3 separate regions of the Mus musculus genome follow, and all the other regions are linked to region 3. The links are chromatin loops, found by intact Hi-C in ENCODE. Cell type or tissue: heart. All regions are shown on one strand. Each heading gives the region's core, and the rest is flanking DNA. Links, peaks and the distances in the headings are about the cores only. Region 1 has its middle 10 kb from the start of Epas1. Region 2 holds the start of Epas1 (endothelial PAS domain protein 1). Region 3 holds the start of Gm52297 (a long non-coding RNA gene).

Region 1 (6,552 bases), core at 804-5,803, 73 kb before region 3:
TGTGGACACAACACAGTATTCCTAATCTTCCCTTCAAATTCTGTTGAGGCATTCATTATTCTAGCTGACTGTATTTGTGTGAATCTTTGCTTAATTAATTTATCTCTTCTTTTCTTCTTTATATCTCCGCCCCTAAGTGTTCAGCCCACGCTCATCACTGAGGCTGACACTCACCTAAGAGAGATGAACAACCTCTAACTGTACCTGCTAAACCTCACAGTTTGTTGTAGGAGATGTGTTAAGACAGAGTTAAAGCTGGGCGTAGTGGCGCATGCCTTTAATCCCAGCACTCGGGAGGCAGAGGCAGGCGGATTTTTGAGTTCGAGGCCATCCTGGTCTCAGAGTGAGTTCCAGGACAGCCAGGGCTACACAGAGAAACCCTGTCTCAAAAAAAAAAGACAGTTAAAAAGGCTGCTTTCTGAGAGCTCAGGATGGCACATGCTGATCAGACATAGGAGAGGGAGAAAGAAGCCAGGCAAAGCCTTCAGAAAGGTGACATGTTGGCTGGACCTTGACAGGTGACAAGGAGTTTCCCAGTGAGAGAAGCTGAAGAAGAGCGTCCTGGGCAGAGGATGACCCCTGAGTCTTTTCATTCAGATTCAAAGCTAAGGATCAGCCCTCCGGAAGCAAGACAAACCTTTGGCAGTCTGATATTGATTGCCCTTCCCGATCTCCAGCTTTTGCTGATCAGGACATTCAGGCCAGTGGCTACCAGAGCAAAGACAGTGATGTGTAGTTACACTTACGCTAAATGTGAGTTGGACAAAACTCTTAGCTTTCCCCACTTGGATCTGTTCCTGATAATTTTGTGGTGACACCTAAGTGAGCATTCCTTTGATTGACATGTAGCAGCCAGAGTACGGCTGGCCTCGGGCCTGCGGCTCCTTTCTCAGCTAACCAGGAACTCAGCTCTATGACCTTCAAGAGGAAAGTCTATCCTTCTTGTTCAGCACAGGTTTTACAAACCCATTTCTGTTCTCTTTCCCCTGGCGTTATACACACTAGGCATTCACACCAGAGGGAAGGTCTCGTGAGTTCTAGACCCTCTGAAGGCCAAGCACTCTGAGCACAGCACCAGTTTCTGCCACCGAGCGTGCACTCCTGGCCCTGAGCTCAGGCACTTGGCTATGGCGTCTTAGGGGTGTTAAGTGGGTCAAAGGCAAATCCAAGTGTCTCCACAGTTCAACTCCTCAAGAGACTGTGCAGGGGTGGACGGCGAGGGCCGGGAGAAGAGACAGCAGGGGATCCTGGAATGCGCTAAGTTTTTATCAAGCGTCACACCCGGGGTACACACACCCTGATCTGCCCTCTCTATGAATTTCTTTCCCCCACCTCCTTTCCCCTCTTTGTGCTCTTTCCTTCTTCCTCCTTCCCAGTGAATATCTTTTGTATCTCCAGAAGTTTCTACTGAGTTTAAAGGTGTCAGTAAGTAAGCACACCATTTACAACTTTGCCGATCACACAGATAAGGAAGCATTGTCCAGGACTTTTTCCCCATGGGAGACAGCAGAGCTCATCAGGCTTCTGTGTACAAAGAACTGGGGCGGGAGAGACAGCTAGCTAGGTATTGTGTTCTCAGCCAGCTTTTGTGGTCTAAGTCCCAGGTTAGTACCGCTGACAGGGCTCCATGCTGGGCCTCCTGGTGGCACTAGGGTGGGCGTGGAGTCAGGGACTGGCCAGAGAAATGTGTAAGAGAAAGAGCTGGGAGAAAGAGTTCCCTCTCCCTGCTGTTCTGAAATCGCTGTTCCTGCTGAACTGAAAGGAAGTCAGTCCGCCTTGTACAGTGTGGAGGAAATGGTAAGGGCTGGAAAGACTGGAAAGTGCAAGATTCAGCTGGGCAGATTCAAGCCTGGAAAGGCCGAGGCACTGAGTGACTGAAGCACCGTACACACCCATCTTCCCCCTTTAGCCTAGAAGTCCATGGAGCCCGCGCTCTGCCTCCACTTCAGACTCAAGTTCTCACAACCATGTCCAAGTCCCAGCTTTCTCATCTAAAAGAAAACATCACAGACTCGGAGCACCAGTCCCACGGCACTTTATACCACAAATGTGAGCATGTTGCTCCTCTGTCCTCAGGTTTCTCGCACCATAATTTGCTTTTCTGAGACAGACTCTTTATCCTGTCCTGTAGGCTGGTCTCAAACTCATGACAATCCTGGGTCTTCTTCGCTCACGTCTCCCGGTGGGATCATGTATCAAACTCCCATAACAAGTTTTCAAAGGCAGAGTCTGAAGAAGACAGAGGACTCTGGGAAGGAACCGAGGAAGTCTCTTTCTCTCTCTCTCTCTCTCTCTCTCCCTGTCAGTCTCATATACCAAAGTTACACTAGTTCAATAGATGTAAAGACTTAGCTGGTGGACCAGACATGGCTGTGAACACCTTTAATCACAGCACTTGGGAGGTAGTGGCAGATGGTTTTGTGTGAGTTCCAGTCCAGCCTAGCCTACACAGTGATTTTTCAGGCCAACAAGGGCTACAGGCTAAAGACTTACCTGAAAACAAACAAACCAACAACCCAAGACAAATAAATAAACAAAAATAAAATCTTAGCTGGGGGGCTCAGCGTGTGGTTAGTTAGGAGAGTGATGGCCTCGAATCCCTGAGGCCTCTGTGCAGCCTCCAGCACCCTGTGATCCCTGGGGAGATGGCACACACTTGTGATCCCAACACAGGGAGGTGGAGGCAGGAAGATCCCAAGTACAAAGCCATAAAACTGTTAGGCAGTTTCAAGGCCAACCTGGGATACAAGAAACCATGACTCAGAAAAATAAACCCCGAACTTAGTATTTTTAAAAGATAATTTAATATCAGTTTTTTATTAAGGGTTTTGTAAGCATTGGGAAGGGCCTCTTTCTGCTCTGTCATGGTAAGCCTCTGGTTATATTTTTAAGGTAGGGTTGACAGAGATGCAGACACGGTGACTTACCTGACAGGAACAGCTGGTTTTTCTGCTATCTCTCTCTCCTTCCCTCCTGGTCTGACTCCTAGTCACTTTGTCACCCCAGTGGAAGCGTCACCCCAGCCCCGCCATTAGAGGGTGCTGTGCAGTATCGAACTCTATCCTCCTGTGGTTTTCTCTTTGCTGCCAAGACCTCTCCTCACCTAGAAAGAAACCCCTTCTGCTGGCTAAGATGTCGTCTCCCAGGCCCTAGCCGGTCTCAGTCACTCTCTGAGCACCAGCTCTAGAGAAGAAATGGACCAGGGGGCTTGTGGCTTGAGCCTGAATCACCTGCACAGATCTGACCCACAGGCTGGCTGTGTTGAGCATATCCAGTGACCCTGGTCTCCACTTCTGCCAAGCTCCAGTGGGATCAGGAGCCAGGAGAGGAAGAGGTCAGGCCACCTTTTGGATGGAGGTGGTGGCTGAATCAAATGTACTGCCCATCTTCCCTCTGTGCCTGGAAGCCCTGGGGTCTGCCGCCCTCAGTCTTTGGCCCTTCCTTTCCTCTGTGACCATCTGTCTCAGTCAGGGTTTCTATTCCTGCACAAACATCATGACCAAGAAGCAAGTTGGGGAGGAAAGGGTTTATTCGGCTTACACTTCCATACTGCTGTTCATTATCAAAGGAAGTCAGGACTGGAACTCAAGCAGGTTAGGAAGCAAGAGCTGATGCAGAGGCCATGGAGGGATGTTCTTACTGGCTTGCTCAGCCTGCTCTCTTATAGAACCCAAGACTACCAGCCCAGGGATGGTCCCACCCACAAGGGGACCTACCCCCCCCCCTTGATCACTAATTGAGAAAATGCCTTACAGCTGAATCTCATGTAGGCATTTCCTCAACTGAAGCTCTGTGATAACCCCAGCTGTGTCAAGTTGACACAAAACTAGCCAGTACGCCATCATTGCCTTCCATTTGGGCAGACAAGCCTGGGTCTCACTCTTGAATCGCTCTCATCCTGCTGGATCTCACATCGGCCTTCAATATTTGCTGACCGACTGCTCCTTTGTCTCCTCATGGGTCTAGCTCCTTTGTCTCCTCATGGGTCTAGAGTGGCAAATCAGCCCCTAGAGTGGAGTTTGTCCACCATTTTCCCTGCCCTGAGAGGTTCCCAGGATGTAGGGAACACTGGCCTTCCTAAAAAAGAGAGTTACAGAGGCATGGCAGATACTTTAGGAAAACAATCGTGAAGACCGAGAGGGGGGGTGGCATCTTAGAATGAAGGCAACTTTGGCTGACTCCACCAACTTCTCTTAATATCAGTTTCCTTGTCTGTCAAATGAAGATGCAACTGCCCACCTCAGAAGGATGCTATGAGAGTCTGCGGTGATTTGGCTCAAAAATAAACCGCACCCCTACCTGAAGCATGTTCTCTTGGCTTCTTACCAGAAGACGTATCTGGCTCCCTGCTTTGAAAATTTTACTTTATTGCAATGCCTCTCACACACAAGGCAAGTTCTCTATCTGAGACCAGCGTCTTTAGGTTCGAGTCTGTTTTCTTGTTGTTATCATCATCATTATTATTGTTTTAATGTCTGGTTGTTTTGTATATTTAGATATATGTATATATGTTTAAACAAAAATCTCTTTACTTCATTCTGGCCTGCAGGGCAGAGGGCTGGGCACCGGTGACGTAGCTGGAGGAACACTAAGTACTGTGACCTTGCCTGACATGCTGCAGGCTTTATTTCTCAAGCCCCTGACAACTGGAATGGTTGTCCTTCAGCAAAACCAATAGCACAAGTAACATTTGAACACTTCCTGAGGGGTTTCTAATGTCCTTATAACCCACCCCACCCCATCCAGTCCCCCACGAATTGCTTTTGAGAAAAGAGACAATGGGGTAGTTTGAAGCAAGTCTCTGGTGTCAGATATGGCCCGTGTTTCTTGTTCTAGGAGTGGCTGGCCTCCATGGTGAGGGACGAGAGAGGGAATTATCTTCATTTCTTCAGTGAGGTCATTGATGACCAATGACACCATATTCAAAGCCATCACTGGTCTCAGGACAGAGGAGAAGAACCTGACTGGCCCTGGAGTCCCATCGTTGAGTTTGGCCTCATTACCCAAATCAGCTAAACAACCACAGTACAAGCGATTCCCTAGAAGCCACAATGTTCACAGTGGAAATTAACTCACACTATCTTCCAGATTGCAGTCAGCCAATTGGATTAGCAAGTGTCCAGTTCGTGGAGGAGGGCAGATAAACACAGCCTTTACTCTGGTATGGTCCTTTGTTCTGCAAAAGTCACTTTTTAAACATTCTATCATGATCTATTCATGATCCCCACCATGCTTCTATGACAGAAATATTTCCAATGGCCATTTACAACTTGATAACCGCACAGGTAGATTAGACTGAATGTCTGAGCATCTCCGATCACAAAGCATACGTAGGAATCCTGGGCTCTTATCTCTTACAGCATTGTTTTCTTCTATTTGCTTTTCTCTCGTCAGGGCCACAGGCTATTCTCCATGGTGCAGCCAGAGTCGTCAGAGTCTCATGACCTCCTATGAGTGTGTGTCACTTCCCAGCTTGCTGCACCCAATGGCTTCCCACTGGAGATAGCTACAATCCCAGGGACTTACCTGGCCCAGCCACCTGAATCTCTCCTGTTCTCTCTTATACCAGTCCCCTTCTCAGGCCTGCCTAGCCCAGGCTGCCCTTTCCCCTACTTATCCTTCAGCCTCTTCCGGCTCCTCCAGCCTGAGGCGTCCTGGCCAGTCTCTCTCACTGCCTGGCTTTTGCTTTCTGGAAGCATTTATTTGCTGAATGTTAGCTGCGCTTCTCTAACCAATGGATCATCAGCTCCTCATGGTCAGGGGGATTGTTCACGCTGAATCCCCAAGGTCTAGGATAGGACCTGTAAAGAGAAGGACGAAGAGGTGGCTTTTTAAATAAATGGATATTGCACTGTGTTGATCAGAGTAAGAGAGACGAAGTACTGGAATTAGCCTGACCCAAGCCAGAGATCTGGGACAAAGAGGCTGTTAGCAGCAGGAAGTGCTATGCTTAACACAAATTGGATGGGCTCTGTGAAAGACTTCACAGTGTTATTGGGTCAGCCCATCCCTGTCCAATCTACAGTTCCTGAGTTCGGTCTCCTCCCTCCCTTCAGGTTTGACTAACAAACCAAACTAACCATCACACCTAAAGCTGATTGTCTCTAACTCAACATCACCATAGGTTAGGTTGTTGGAACCAGCCTCCTTTTGGACTTGGCTTTACCTAGTCATCTCCTCCGCTTGTTACTCTAATCTGAATGACCACCGTGCACCCCTAAGGACAGCTCCCTTTATTCAGGAGGCCAATCACAAACCCAAGAATGATCAGACCTAGCTCATCATGCTTTGCTCTAACTAGACCTCACCACGGGACCTCCGTTCCTGCGGTGGGAACTGATGTGGAATTGCCACCAAAATCAAGACTGGACATTATGAAAAGACTTTATAAATCACCTCATTTCTTGGGATAGTATTATAACTAATAAATGGTATGTTTATTAGTTTATTTTCTGCCTGTTGGTTCTTTGACCCTTTGTCTTGTCTTCTTTTGAGTCAACTGAATATTAGTATTTAATTTCTGTATTCATTTATTATTAAAGCTCTGTTCTT
Region 2 (6,552 bases), core at 532-5,531, 83 kb before region 3:
AGATAAGCTTCACTCAAGAAGCCCAGCCAGCATTGTCTCCTCGGCTGGGAAAACTGATGGACCTTGGGTTTATTTTAACAGAGGAACAATTAAATCTGCTGCCATCAGAAGCCAGCCACAGTTAGAAAACTTGAAGGTCCAGCTATCTCCAATTCCTTGCCCATCTTTGCCCTGGCACCAAATACCAGAAGCACTCCTGAAAGGTACTTGGACCCAGAGTCTAGCTTTGTGCCTGGACTTGGATTCCTGGCCACCCAAAGACCTCACTTCCATTTATCTTAATTGTTCTACAAATCCCCACTTGAGAGCATCCACACTTGGCTCTTCCTAGAATCAGGAATCCTGCTGGGTTGATGAGAACTCCAAGAGAGCTTGCTGTGGCTCCCCCAGTCTGCTAACCAGCCAACAAATAAAAGACTGGCTCCTGACTATCATGAAGGAATATATCCACCCACACAAGGATGTTTGGGACTAAAACAAGCCTTCTGGCCTCTGGAAGGGCTGTTTCCAGAAGGAACCATACAAATGCTCAGTTATGCCCTGGAGAAGAACCGGCCCTTGAACCACTAGTGGGTGGTATCACCAATCCGGGAACCCTTGCTGCTCACATTGATTTCCTGAAGCGCTCTGGAAAGCTCTGGGCAGCCATTTAAGGGACATTAACTTTTGATGCCCTGCTTCACAATTTTCAACTACATATTGATGCCCCCAAGAAGTCAGTCAATTTAACCAGAATCTCAAAACCACTATCCTAACAGGCTTTGGAAGTCTGAACCTACACTGAACCTACACTGCTTGCCCTGTTTTTTGGACACACACACACACACACACCCTGCGGGCCTGGCTACCACTGGGGCACTGCACTACAGGCCGAAGATTCCTAGGAGGTTCACAGTCTGTGTCACACTGGTTCTTAAAGTGGCCGCTGTTGTGGATAATTTGTAGTGTCATTATGCAACGTTCTTCTAGGCTCTGACTATACTCCCTGCCAGCCCTCGGCAAAGAGTCTCTGCAAGCTGGGTATGGAAATAGCTTTCCCCACTGATCCCTGACTCTCCCAAGGATTGATAGACCTAAGAGCAAGATGACACTTGACACTGATTACTGTCAGGTCTCATCTCGGACAAACGCGACAGTCACCCATAGACAAGGCAGTAATAAAGTGTTCAATAAGTGCTCCTGGCTACTCTGCTGTCCAACTTCGCGGTTTTGATGGTTTGTGATTACCCTCTGGCTGGTTTTACAGTTTGAGCTAGAATCTTAGTCTTTTTTTTTCTCTCTCTCTCTCTTGCTTCTCCTTCTCTACCCTCAAAGTACACAGAACCTCAGAGTTGTTTGGTGGGCGATAATGGGGAATCTAGAACCGGACTCAATACCTTCCCCCTCTAGAGATCCGCCAGCGCAGGGCGCGGGCGCCGGGCCAGGACGGGTGCGATTCGCTGGAGTTTATCAACTCCTTATCGGTGCCCTGAGGTGGGAGCTGCAGCTTTCGACCAGAGGATACACAGTTCCTGGCTCATGTCCCTAAGTGGAAGCCCAAACAAAAAGCCCGTTTGCTCGGGGCTGGGTCCTCACCGCCAGTCTTTTCCAGTCTGGCCACGGATCTCTGGCAGCTCGCGCCATTCTGCGGTCACGCGTACCATTCCGGACACCCCAGCTAAGTCGCCACGGAGCGCAGTGCTGGAAGCTCTAACCCACGGCACGCACCGATCGAAACAGGAGCAAAGTGCCAGGCGGCCAGCTATAAACTTTTGCAGGCGACGAGAATGTACCCAGGTCTGCGGCGGGGTCACAGTGTGTTCCCACCTCAGCTCCTAGAGCTGGGTGTCAAGTCACCAGATGCGGGGCGGATTGAAGGAGGCTCGAGGGCAGCGCGAGTTGCCCCGAGTTGCCTCTCACCCAGTGCCGAAAGGTTCGCGAGGACAAACCTTCGTGGCTGCCCTTCGTCTTAAGAATCAGACACTCGGAGCCGCCGGGTGTCACGGTCTTCTCTCTGCACACTAGAGCACCTGCCCCCGCAGGGCAATCCAGGTCACTCACTCCCCACTCTCTGCCGGAGTCTAGGTGTAGGGTAAGGTTAAGGGGGTTGAACAAACTTGGGTGCCGTCTGGAGCAGGACCCTTGACAGTGTTCCGGCTTCTCGGTCAGGGCGCACCCCAGAGTTGCGCTTTGCCCTCTGTTCCATGCTAGTTTGGGGCGCAAAGCCCGCATAGGAACGCTCTCGGAAAGACCTAGAGGGTCTTAGGAAAAGAAAGGCGTGTCTACTGCTCCAGCATGGAAACCCTAAGAGTCGAGGGCATCAGCCCAGAAACATTTCAAAACACTCGCTAGGGAAGCTTGGTGCTCCAGGGACGACAGACTTTGGAAGGCGCCGCGGAAGCACCCCTGACCTCCAGGGCCATCTCTCCGTGTCTCAAGGTCTCGGAACTATCCGCTTTGCAACTCTACTGCGACACCGCAGCTCCTTGTCCCTAAAGGCATCACCGACTCGCTTACTCAAAGCCCCTCAACAGCGGTCCTCCAGCCTCCGAGAACTCTCGCACCCCTCTCCCGACTGCCCCGGGTCGCGCCCGCCACGCGCAGTTCCGCCAATGCCTGGGACCAAGTCGGTCGCCAGCTTTGACTCCCGCTTACCTTTTTTTCTCCTTGTCAGCTGTCATTGTCGCCGTGGCCCTCCGAGACCCGGAGCACCTGGGTTCCTTAACCCCGTAGGGGCTGCAGCCGCTCTCTTTGCTGTGGCCCTCCGCAGCTCTCTGTCGCCCGGGCAGGTGTGAAAGGTCTTTAGTGCTCGCAGGTCCGAGAGTCCCGCTCAATCAGGTGGAAGTTTGCAGAGGGCTGGCTAGGTGCGGAGGAGGAGGAGGGAGGAGGGGGGTGACGGGGAGGAACCTGCAGGAGGAGGCGGGGCCGGGGAAAGGAGTGGGAGGAGGTTGTAAGACGCCAAAAGAGAGAGAGAGCAGCGACAAGGGACCTGGAGTTCCGTTTAGCCCCGAACAGGAGTCACTTTTCTGGGATCTGACAAATCAAAACCAACCAACCAAAAAAGAAAAAGAAAAAAAGAAAAAGAAAAAAAGAAAAAAAAATGGCTCGAAGAGAGCAAGTTGGAAAAAAATCCGGGGGCAAGCGAGTGCGGCCGCTGAGATGACCATACAGTCTCAGGACACTGCCGAGGATTGTACGGCCGCCTCAGGAGAGCTGGAGCGGAGCGCTGCGGACTCCGGAGCTGTACACCGGCCGCTCTCGAATGTCCGGCCTCCTCGGCTGTCAGCCCACTTTAAAAACTCGGACGGCCCGCCCGCGGGAGGGCGCGAGGGGCGCGGGAGTGGGACATCGGGCTGGGGGCGGGCCGGGGGCGGGGCTCCAGAGAAGCCCCGCCCCGCACGCTGGCTGCCTGCCCCGACTTCCCACCGTGTCCCGGCCAATAGGGAGGCGCGGCCACAGCCTCTGCCCTGACCCCGTCCCTCCCCTTTCTCTGGAGCTGCGCTCCTCGGGCGCCCGCCTGCCCTTCCTCCTCCTTCCGCAGAACTGCGACTTGTTTTTGAGGTCGCTGGTGGCGAGTAACTATATGGGACTCCAAATGGAAGCGCAGTTAGCGCAGGACTGAGTAATGGCGGGGATCTGCTACCCAAGTTCGGAGTATGCCTTTGCGCCAGTGTCCTTTCAGCCTCACTTTTCCCCTAAGAGCTAGGCTAGGGCAGGAGCGCTGGGTCGGAGATCGCGAGCGCAGCTAGGGCGTGCAGCGAGCGCCCAGCCAACCCCCCCCCCCCCCGCTTCCGGGTGCTGCTATAGTCCCCTAAACCATCCACTTGGCTCCCTTCGGCCGGCGGTAATGATCCCCAGGACCCTGTCGGCTCTTGTTCTTGTCTGCCTTGGAGGTGCGCTCTCTTTGGCCAAACTGACCTTGACTTCTGAGTCCCGAGTGGCAGAAAGTTGTGGGAGAAACTGGGACAAAAATGATCTAGGGTTGCTCCTGCCTGTGTCTTCCTCAACCGGTTTGTGGGTTTTGAGGTGCTCGTGGTAGACTGTTAGGTTTAAGTGTATGCCTGAGAGGAGAGCCTTGGAGCTCCCTCAGGCCTCTGCCCGCTCTCAATACCCCAGTATCACCGTGGGCTCCCCAGAGAGTTCCTGAGTGTGATGTTGGGATGTGTTGATAGCGTGTTCCCAAATCACTGGATGTGCTCTTCCGGGGTTCGAAGGATACAGCCAACTGCAGGACGTGGTGTTATGAAGTCTCCTCTTCCCTAGGCAGTCAGAGGGTTCTTTGGCCTTTCCACCTGTGAGATGCCCACTCCTGCTTTGATCTTAGACACTTTCCCATTTCCTACTTCTGCAGGAAAATCTCCAGAAGGAAGAAGGGCAGCCATGGATTTTTGAAGGCTAGGGAAAGAGCCAACGGGCTCCATAGTTGTGAATTGCGGAGAAAGCACGGTCCCTCAAATTGGGCTGCCCTGGTATCTAAAGTTTGTGCTTCCCGAACTATTCTTAAACACAAGTTTCCTAGTAAAATTATAACCAGAGACTGTGTGTGTGACTGTGTCTTGGGGTGGGGGCGATTTTTAAGTTTGTTTAAGCATGAAGAAGGTGGATACTTTTTGAAAGTCTTGGGGAGGTATCTGAAAGAATGAGTGCTTGAGCACTTGGAAATCAGTTGACACACCTGAGGGTGATTTCAAAGACCAGACCCTTTTCACTCTTGGAGGCTGGTGGATGATTTCCTATGACATTTCTACATCCAGACACCCTGGGTCTTAATAATAAGAAATTCAAATTGGTAGACACAGTAGTAATAAAATATAAACATATTTTGTTTGCTTTATTTTATATATTCTCTTGAGATTGGAATGGAGGGAGGGAGGGAGGGAGGGAGGGAGGGAGGGAGGGAGGGAAAGACCAGACAATAAAAAACCTTAAGCACTTCGACAGCTTCAAGGCCCCAGACATTGTTTTTCACCAGAGCTTCTGCTGGATTTGAGCTGTACTTGACAGGTGACTGGGCGATACCTGTAACCCGCAGGGAACATTTCAATAGCCTTGAGGTTATGAAATTCGTTTGAGAAGTTTTTGATTTTTAAGAGGAAAGATAAGGGCCCTGGATTCAATCCCTAATTCACAGTTACTTCTAAAGTAGGGGTTCTGGTCGGACATACTGGCTCACACCCTTAATCCCAGCATTCAAGAGGCAGAGGCAGGCAGACCGCAGAGTTCCAGTCCTGAGGGAAAACAATTTTTGCATAACATCAAGACCGGAGATGCTTGACCACGCCAAGTCCCGACTGCAACCAGTTGTCCTGGCGTGGAAATCAGCATCAGAATACACAGCGCAAGACCATCCCCCAACACGGGCCAGCCTGGGTTACAAAAAAAAAAAAAAAAAAAAAAAAAAAGTTCCTAGTCAGCCAGGGTTATACAGGGAAACCCACTTTGGGGGAGATGGAGGGGAGAGGTGTAAGAGGTCACTCAAGAATACTTCAACTTTCCCTATGTTAGTTGCATCCCCTCTTCCTAACCTACAAATTAAGTGCGCCTCGAAGATTCCCAGGACTAGACACAGACTTGCATAGAGCAGAGCCAGGTGGCCTAAAGACCTCTTAAGATGTCTTCCAGAGAAGACATGGTGTCAGCAGTCTTTGTAAGGAGCTGAGCATGTAAGCCAGACATAGACTTCTTTGAGGTCTTGGCCTCCATGGAAAACTAAAGGGGGGCAGCTCCGAATAAAGATGGTACGGTTTGGGAGGGGCTAAGACCTTAGCTTTACATGAGTGTCTCTGGAAGCATCTGTGTTAGGCTCACATAGCAGCAGAAGGCATCTTAAAGTCAAACTCTCATGCTGCTTAAAGCGGGGGAAGGGGGTACACAGATCACACATCTCCTAGAAAGTCTCCTCACCCGCGTGTCTCAGCCCTCTGAGGTACTGCAAAGACTGTGACATCAAAGGAATGTTTGCCTAGCTATTTTACTAAGAGATGAGACTGGCCAGGCACTGCTGGCCCACACCTTTAATCCCAGAACCTGAGAGGCAGAGACAGGCAGATCTCTGTGAGTTCTAGGCCAGCCTGGTCTACAGAGGGGGGTTCAGAACAGCCAGAGCTACACAGTGATACCTAGTCTCAAAAAAGGGGAGGAGGAGGGGGAGGTGAGCCCGAGACTTTAGTGCCCCTCCCATCTTTGTAGTGTATCCCATTAGAAGGATGTGCTATTGGTAATGGGTTAACCTCCAGAGCTACAGAAAGCTGGCACTTGGGATGCAGCAGAAAGGTGGGAGAAGGGTGACTCAGTAGTCCCCATCAGAGTGACAGGCATGGCCCCCGATATGGTTTGTAATCAGACTAGAGTGAGTAGGGCTCAGCAGAGTAAGCATGGAAGGCTGGGCTGTTGGTTTAGTGTTTGGTAAGCCTTCAGTTCTTTGTCACAATGGGATCAAGAAGAGGCAAGAGAGGGCCCTTAGAACTCAGAAATTGAAGGAGACACTCTAAATCATTAAAAACATGTACTTGCCACTGTTCTAGGGATATTCTGTCTCATGTAACACCACTCTGGTCTCCATCGACCAGTTAT
Region 3 (6,552 bases), core at 887-5,886:
ATGCTTGGTGCTTGCAGAAGCCAGAAGAGGGTGTCAGGTCCCCCAGAACTAGAAGTACAGACTGTTGTTAGCCATCATGTGGGTGCTGGGAATTAAACCGAGGTCCTCCGGAAGAGCAGTTAGTACTCTTAACCATTGAACCATCTCTCCAGCTCCTTGTACACTTCTATAAATCTCTTTGGAGAACAGTTTAAGATTCACATATCTGCTTCTGCAATAAAGCTTCTATGACATGCTTTGGTTGATGTGTTAAAACAATTCATGACCGAAGCATCCATACTTTGGTCTTCCTTCTTCTTGAACTTCATGTGGTCTGTGCATTGTATCTTGGGTATTCTGAGCTTCTGGGCTAATATCCACTTATCAGTGAGTGCACACCATGTGTGTTTTTTTTGTGACTGGGTTACCTCACTCAGGATGATATTTTCTAGTTCCACCCATTTGCCTCAGAATTTCATGAATTCATTGTTTTTAATAGCTGAGTAGTATTCCATTGTGTAAATGTACCACATTTTCTGTATTCATTCCTCTGTTGAGGGACATCTGGGTTCTTTCTAGCTTCTGGCTATTATAAATAAGGCCGCTGTAAACATAGTGGAGCATGTGTCCTTACATGGAAGCAGGAGTATATGGGGTGGTTAGTGGGGGTGGGGAATGGAATAGGGGTTTTCAGATGGGGGAACCAGGAAAGGGGGTAATAATTGAAATGTAAATAAAGAAAGTATCTAATAAAAAAAGAAAGCTCTCAAACCATGGGCCAGAAAGAAGAAGAGGAAGGGGAAGAAGGGAAGGGGAAGAAGGGGAAGAGGAAGGGGAAGAAGAGGAAGAAGAGGAAGAAGAAGAAGAAGAAGAAAAGAAGAAGAAGAAGAAGAAGAAGAGGAGGAGGAGGAGGAGGAGGAGGAGGAAGAGGAAGAAGAAGGAGAAGAAGGAGGAGAAGGAGGAGAGGAAGAAGAGGAAGGAGGAGAAGGAGAAGGAGGAGAAGGAGAAGAAGAAGAGGAAGATGAAGAGGAAGAAGAAGATGAAGAAGATGATGAAGAAGAAGAGGAAGAAGAAGGAGAAGAAGAAGGAGCAGAAGGAGAAGGAGAGGAAGAAGAGGAAGGAGGAGAAGAAGAAGAAGAGGAGGAGGGGGAGGAAGAAGAAGAAGAAGAAGAAGAAGAAGAAGAAGAAGAAGAAGAAGAAGAAGAAGAAGAAGAAGAAGACGACAACAACAACAATCCAGGGTTATAGAGATGTGAGACAGAGTTGAGAAAGAGAGGTCTTCCTAGATTCCTCCAAATTATTTCCCAGGAATTCCCTCCCCTAAGTGACTTACTTGATAGGATGCCAATTTGAGGGCTAAGTCACAAGAGGACTGTGGCTTCCACTCTTACTGTGCCCTGTCTTCCCTTTAGCTCGCAGTGTGATAGCCTGTTCTAGGCTGCACTACAGATAACCCCCACTGAGAAGGATCCAAAAATGTCTCTGCTTGGTTCCAGGGAGGAACAGAAGCCTCTCCAGTCAGCCAAATTCAGCAATAGAAGAGCTGTGAGTTTTAACCCAAGCATAAACAGTAGTGCGCACACACACACACACACACACACACACACACACACACACACACACACACAGAGAGAGAGAGAGAGAGAGAGAGAGAGAGAGAGACATACTCACTGCTCTTGGCATCTTCCACCAAGGACAGTGTCTTGGGGACCACATGTGGTCTGGTGTCATTTGTGTCATCTTTCCAGATCTTTCCCTGGCTGAGCTTTCAAAGATCCTGAAGCTCAGGTGACAGAAGCCACAAGAGGCCTGTGACCTCTGCTAAGCCACAAGTCCTGAGTCATTGGGATATTGTTGGACCCATAATTCTTGTTTGGAGATGGTACATATCAGGGTGATTTCACAGTACTGTAGACGGCACGTGGGAGACCCTAGGAGTCCTCAGACCTCACTTGGAGGGTTGTTCCTCTGGTTCTAACTCAACCTTCATAAGTAGGTTTGATCCAATAGGCACCCACTTCTTCCCTCAGCTCCTCCTCTCAGTAGATGCAGGGAAGGACCAGTGAAGGACTAGCCATAACCAGCAAAGGTGCTCAGTGTCAATACCCAGGGGACAGTGCCTGCTGCTCCCTCATGGAGGGCTTGCAGGTCGTGTGCAGTTAGTAGTAAAGGGTGCCTAGTGGAATGGGTACCTAGGGCATGGTCTCTTCCCTCATCTAACCCATCCCATCCCCCGTGTTTGTCAGAGAAATAACCTGTAAACTTACTGCATCTAGACTTGGCCTTGGATGGACTTCATTGTAAACCTCATTTCTTCTGACGTTTGGGTTGCCACACAGCCAGATGAGATCCTGTTTTTTTAGCCTGCGTGTATGTCTGCCCTGTAAGGATCATACAGGGTCCCACAGTATGTGGTAGAACCAGAGAAATTACTTTCAAATAGAAGGAATTCCTTTAACCCCATCTGGCAGGCTGAGGATTTGGTACCTATCTATCATGTCCTCTCAGAACTAGCACTAAGCCCAGAATAAGCAGCACTACTTCTGTCTTTACCCACTTGGCGCGACCACTATGGATGGCAACCTGGGGACTGTGTAGCGTATTATCCTTTAGGAGAGGAACCACAGGCTAGAGATGAGGACATTAACCCAAGACAATCAGGGAAGTAGAGACTAGGCATGGCCTCAGGCTGGGCTTATGTTCCCATTCCCTGACCTGGGCAGCTCCGAGGATTGCCTTGGGCCTGCACCCCTTGCTCTGTAGAAGCCTGAAGAGGCCATCAAGTGCCCAAGCTTGGCCTCTGGCTGCTGTTCAGTTGCAAGAATTAAAGGTTAGTTTTCTACAAGGTCAAACTGAGAGGGGTCAATCTGCAGAAAGGAGAAGGCAGCCGTAGACGGTGCTAGGAAGTCTGTCTTTCTTTACTGGAGGTCAGCCAATCTTGGGGTCCCGTGTAGAACTCAGTCTGACCTAGTGAGGTTTTCATTCTCACCAGTGTTTAACTCGTGTGAAGCCAACTGGCTTATCTGGTGATTTGTGTAGCATTCCTGGAACCTAGAGCAACCTCCCCCCTCTTGAGATCATCTGATATGCTGAGTAGGGATGACGACCAGAGACGATTCTAGAGGGCAGCGAATTCCAGAGTGACAGACAGCAAGGATCACATACTCTCAGGGCTGGGGGGCCAGGAGGTTCTGCTTTCAGATTGTCTGCAGCAGCTGGCTGGGGGCACAGACCCTGCATGAGGGGCACAGCCACTGAAAAGGTTTCAGACCTTTGGAGGCATTTCCTGTTTTCCAGTGAACTGAAAAGGGCTTCCTGCTCGGAATAGTCCGTAGGGATGGATTCTTTCTTTCTTTTTTTCTTTTTTAGAGGTGGGCGGGGTGTCTGGGTAGAGGACGCAGGCTTTGTTGGACTTAGGGGCCAGCTCTCTGGACCCTGCTCCGTGGTGGCATGGGAAGAAGGTTAGGAAAGACGGAAAAAAAAACCCCAGACGCCTTTGTCTCGTGTCCTGGCTTTGCGTTTGTGTGGGACCGCAGCGCTAGTCTAAGTCTCAACTGTATGTAGTTCACCACTGCAGATGACGCCAAGGTCTTCTGCCCCAACCGGCCCCAGACTCAAGTATGCGGATCTGTACCCCACTACCACACAGGCTGTGTTGCTTAGTTTCCTGCCTTCTGAGTGCCATCATTTCTACAACAGGAGGCCGAAATGAGGCTCTAACGATCGCTTCCCTGATGGAACAGGAACCAGAACCATAGGAAAAGATGCAGATAGATGGATTTCCAAGCACATGCTGGGGTCCCCAGTCGTCAAAAATCACACTCCTTAGTTGGCGCAATTGACACCTCAGGGTCCTGGCTACTTTCTCACCCCTACAGGGTCACTGAAGGAAGCCTCCACCCTCCACTCAATGGCAGTTCAGCTCAAGCCTCCTGGGTTAATCAACTGAGAGGGTGGAGTTTCCTGTCGGCCCCACCCACCCGGCTTTAGCCACCTGGGTCAGCTTCAGGCAATTTCTCTTCCCAAGTTTCTCATAGAATGTGGATGAATGAGAGAGTGGAAAACTTCATAGATTTGGAGGGATGTTGGCCAGATGAGACCAAGTCTCATAGCCCCAAGTTTAATGGCACTGACCTTGGCCAAGAGGGAAGATTCTGAAGGAGATTGAGGAGGAAGCACCCCGTGGAGCCTGTTCTGGGGCCCGCTTCTCAGGGACAAGGCTCTAGTGGAAGATGAATCTACTCCGAGCTACCTAGCAGCTTCAGGCACTGGGTCAGCGACTTTGCCGAGGTCCTCAGCTCGCCGGAGCGGTGAACAGCCTACCTCTGGCCATGGCCTCTGCTTTCTTCGTCTTTCTCTTCCTTTGCAAGCCCTTCTTTTTCTCCATCACCTTTTTCTTCCTTTTACCTTTCTTTCACAGAGCAATAAACTGAGAGTGAGCTAGGCTTGGTAAGTCTGGAAATAACAAGAACATCTGTTAGTGCATGTGTAGACTCGAACACTGACCCAGCCCAGGCCCTATGACCCTGGATTAGCATGTTCCTGCAAGAAAGCTCCTTCAGAAAAAACGGGCCAGAGACTGGAGAGTTGTCTCAGTGGGTGGGAGCACTGGCTGCTTTTCTAGAAGACCCAGGGTTACTTCCCATCACCACCTGGCAGTTTTAGGTGACCCAGTTACCGTTTTCTGCCCTCCACAGCTACCATGAGCATGTGGTACACAGAGGTACATTCAGGCACCCTTAACAACATAACTTAAAATTTAAAAAATACAAAAAAGAAAGAAAGAAAGAAAGAAAGAAAGGAAAAGAAAAGAAAAGAAAAGAAAAGAAAAAAACAAGGTAGCTTAGAAAAATAGAAAAAGAAATAACTAAGAAACCAATTCTAATACTCAGATGGAAGCACAAAGCAGGAGCGCTGGAGATGTCGCCACCACCAGAATCACAGAAATAAACTCACATGGTACGTGTAGAGCATTGGGCTAGAACTAGACGCAAACCCCAGCGACACACCTGGTTGTCGGCAAAGGTCATCAGAGCACACACACTAGGGAAAGAGTCTCTTCAGCAGACAGCACTGGAAAGACCAGCAAGGCACTACCCAAGAGCGGGCCCAGATGCTAGCCCCCAGCCCCTCGAGACAGCATCAACTCAAAATGGTTTAGAAACCTCATTCTAAAACCTGAATGATTGAAACTGCCGACAGTGGTCCTCAACCTGTGGGTTGGAACCCCGCCCGTCCTGAGTTGTGTATCAGATAACCTGCACAGCGGATACTGACATTGCAATTCCTAACTGTAGCAGAATTACAGTTATGAAGTAGCAACAGCAATGAAAATAATGTTATGGTTGGGGGTGGGGGTCACCACAGCATGAAGAACTGTGTTAAAGGGTCGCAGCATTGGGAAGGGTGAGAACCTCTGCTCAGGAGGAAAAGCACGCTATGGTATAGGTAGACAAAAGGAAGAGAATGGAAATAACTCAGGAGTCATTGCAAGAACTAAAACGGGAGATTGCATGCAATACAAAGACTACACAGCCAAGGAAGCCATCGGCTCAGTGGGGATACTGCCCGTGGAAGGGGAGAAAATGCTTTGTCAACTATGTATTTGACAAAGGATAAGTACGTATAATGTACAGAGAATTCAAAAACTAAAACCCCAGACAACTTAATGAATAGCTGAGCAAATGAATTGAATGGACATTTCTCAAAAGAAATGCAAATGGGACTGATGATCTGACTCCACAGACAAAGGAGCTTGCTGTCAAGCCTGATGGAGCTGAGTTCAATACCCAGGACTTCCATGGTGGACAGAGAGAGCCAGTTTCTGAAAGTTGACCTCTGACTTCCATACACATAGCGTGTATGGGCACACATACATAAGTAGTGGGGAAAAATACAAATGCTCAATAAATACAAGGAAAATGCATCGCCTTAATTGTAAAGGAAATGCAAATTAGAACCCCACTAGGACTCCAGTTCATTCTAATAAGAATGGCTATCCGCAAGAAAACAAGGAGGCAGGAAGCTATGTAACAGATCCAGTCCCTACCCCCAAACAAAACCAACCGCAAGAAGGAAACAACAAATGCCGCAAGATGTAGGGGAAGGAAGCTTATCTATTGCTGCTGAGAATGGAAGTCAGTTTCTTACAGAAATCTGTATGGAGGCTGCTAAAAGAAAAAAGGGCAGCCCATTCTACATAGAGAGTTTCAGGACAGCCAGAGGTCCATAGAGAGACCCTGACTCCAAGAGGAGGAGGAGGGAAAGGAAGAGGGAAGAAAGAGGGGAGACGGAGGAGGACAGAGGGAGTTTAGATCAGGATGTGTGTGTGTGTGTGTGTGTGTGTGTGTGTGTTTTCAGAGTCTACTGTATTTGCTCGCACAGATTTTGTCTTTCCCAATGTGACCCAACCCCCAGACTCACGCCCTTGATCCTGGACTTGGAAACTGTAGTATCCTAGTGTGTGAGTCATAGCTGGTTGTGGGAAAGAGGGACCTACAGCCACCATCAATAGCATCCCTGGGAACTAGTAGGAATCTAGATACATATTCAAAATTCAAGCCCGGTATTCCA

The links. Peaks named below come from ENCODE experiments on the same cell type or tissue, not always from the same donor. Only the 100,000 strongest peaks of a DNase experiment are listed, where the experiment ranks them.
Region 1: it touches region 3 in a loop (2.8-fold over the local background); 4 of 42 quality-filtered maps call a loop at or near these places.
Region 2: it touches region 3 in a loop (1.9-fold over the local background); 4 of 42 quality-filtered maps call a loop at or near these places.

Annotation. Positions count from the first base shown.
Region 1 is chr17:86,740,235-86,746,786 of GRCm38, reverse strand. No RefSeq gene overlaps it. Among named protein-coding and RNA genes, the nearest start is that of Epas1, 10 kb to the left of the region's middle. In heart, for the core only: CTCF peaks have their summits at 1,643 (motif pointing right) and 3,030 (motif pointing right); a DNase peak (open chromatin) is centred at 1,686; H3K27ac peaks cover 1,193 bases.
Region 2 is chr17:86,750,391-86,756,942 of GRCm38, reverse strand. It overlaps Epas1 (endothelial PAS domain protein 1), which reads right to left and starts at 3,079. Exons shown (of 16, transcript NM_010137.3): 1 at 2,635-3,079. The coding sequence starts at 2,660. In heart, for the core only: CTCF peaks have their summits at 563, 3,306 and 3,515; DNase peaks (open chromatin) are centred at 912, 1,522, 2,812, 3,362 and 2 weaker places; H3K4me3 peaks cover 3,638 bases; H3K27ac peaks cover 3,063 bases; H3K27me3 peaks cover 233 bases.
Region 3 is chr17:86,667,546-86,674,097 of GRCm38, reverse strand. It overlaps Gm52297 (a long non-coding RNA gene), which reads right to left and starts at 4,494. Exons shown (of 3, transcript XR_003952297.1): 1 at 4,303-4,494. In heart, for the core only: no CTCF peak of the experiment used is centred there; DNase peaks (open chromatin) are centred at 3,137 and 3,927; H3K4me3 peaks cover 675 bases; H3K27ac peaks cover 2,010 bases.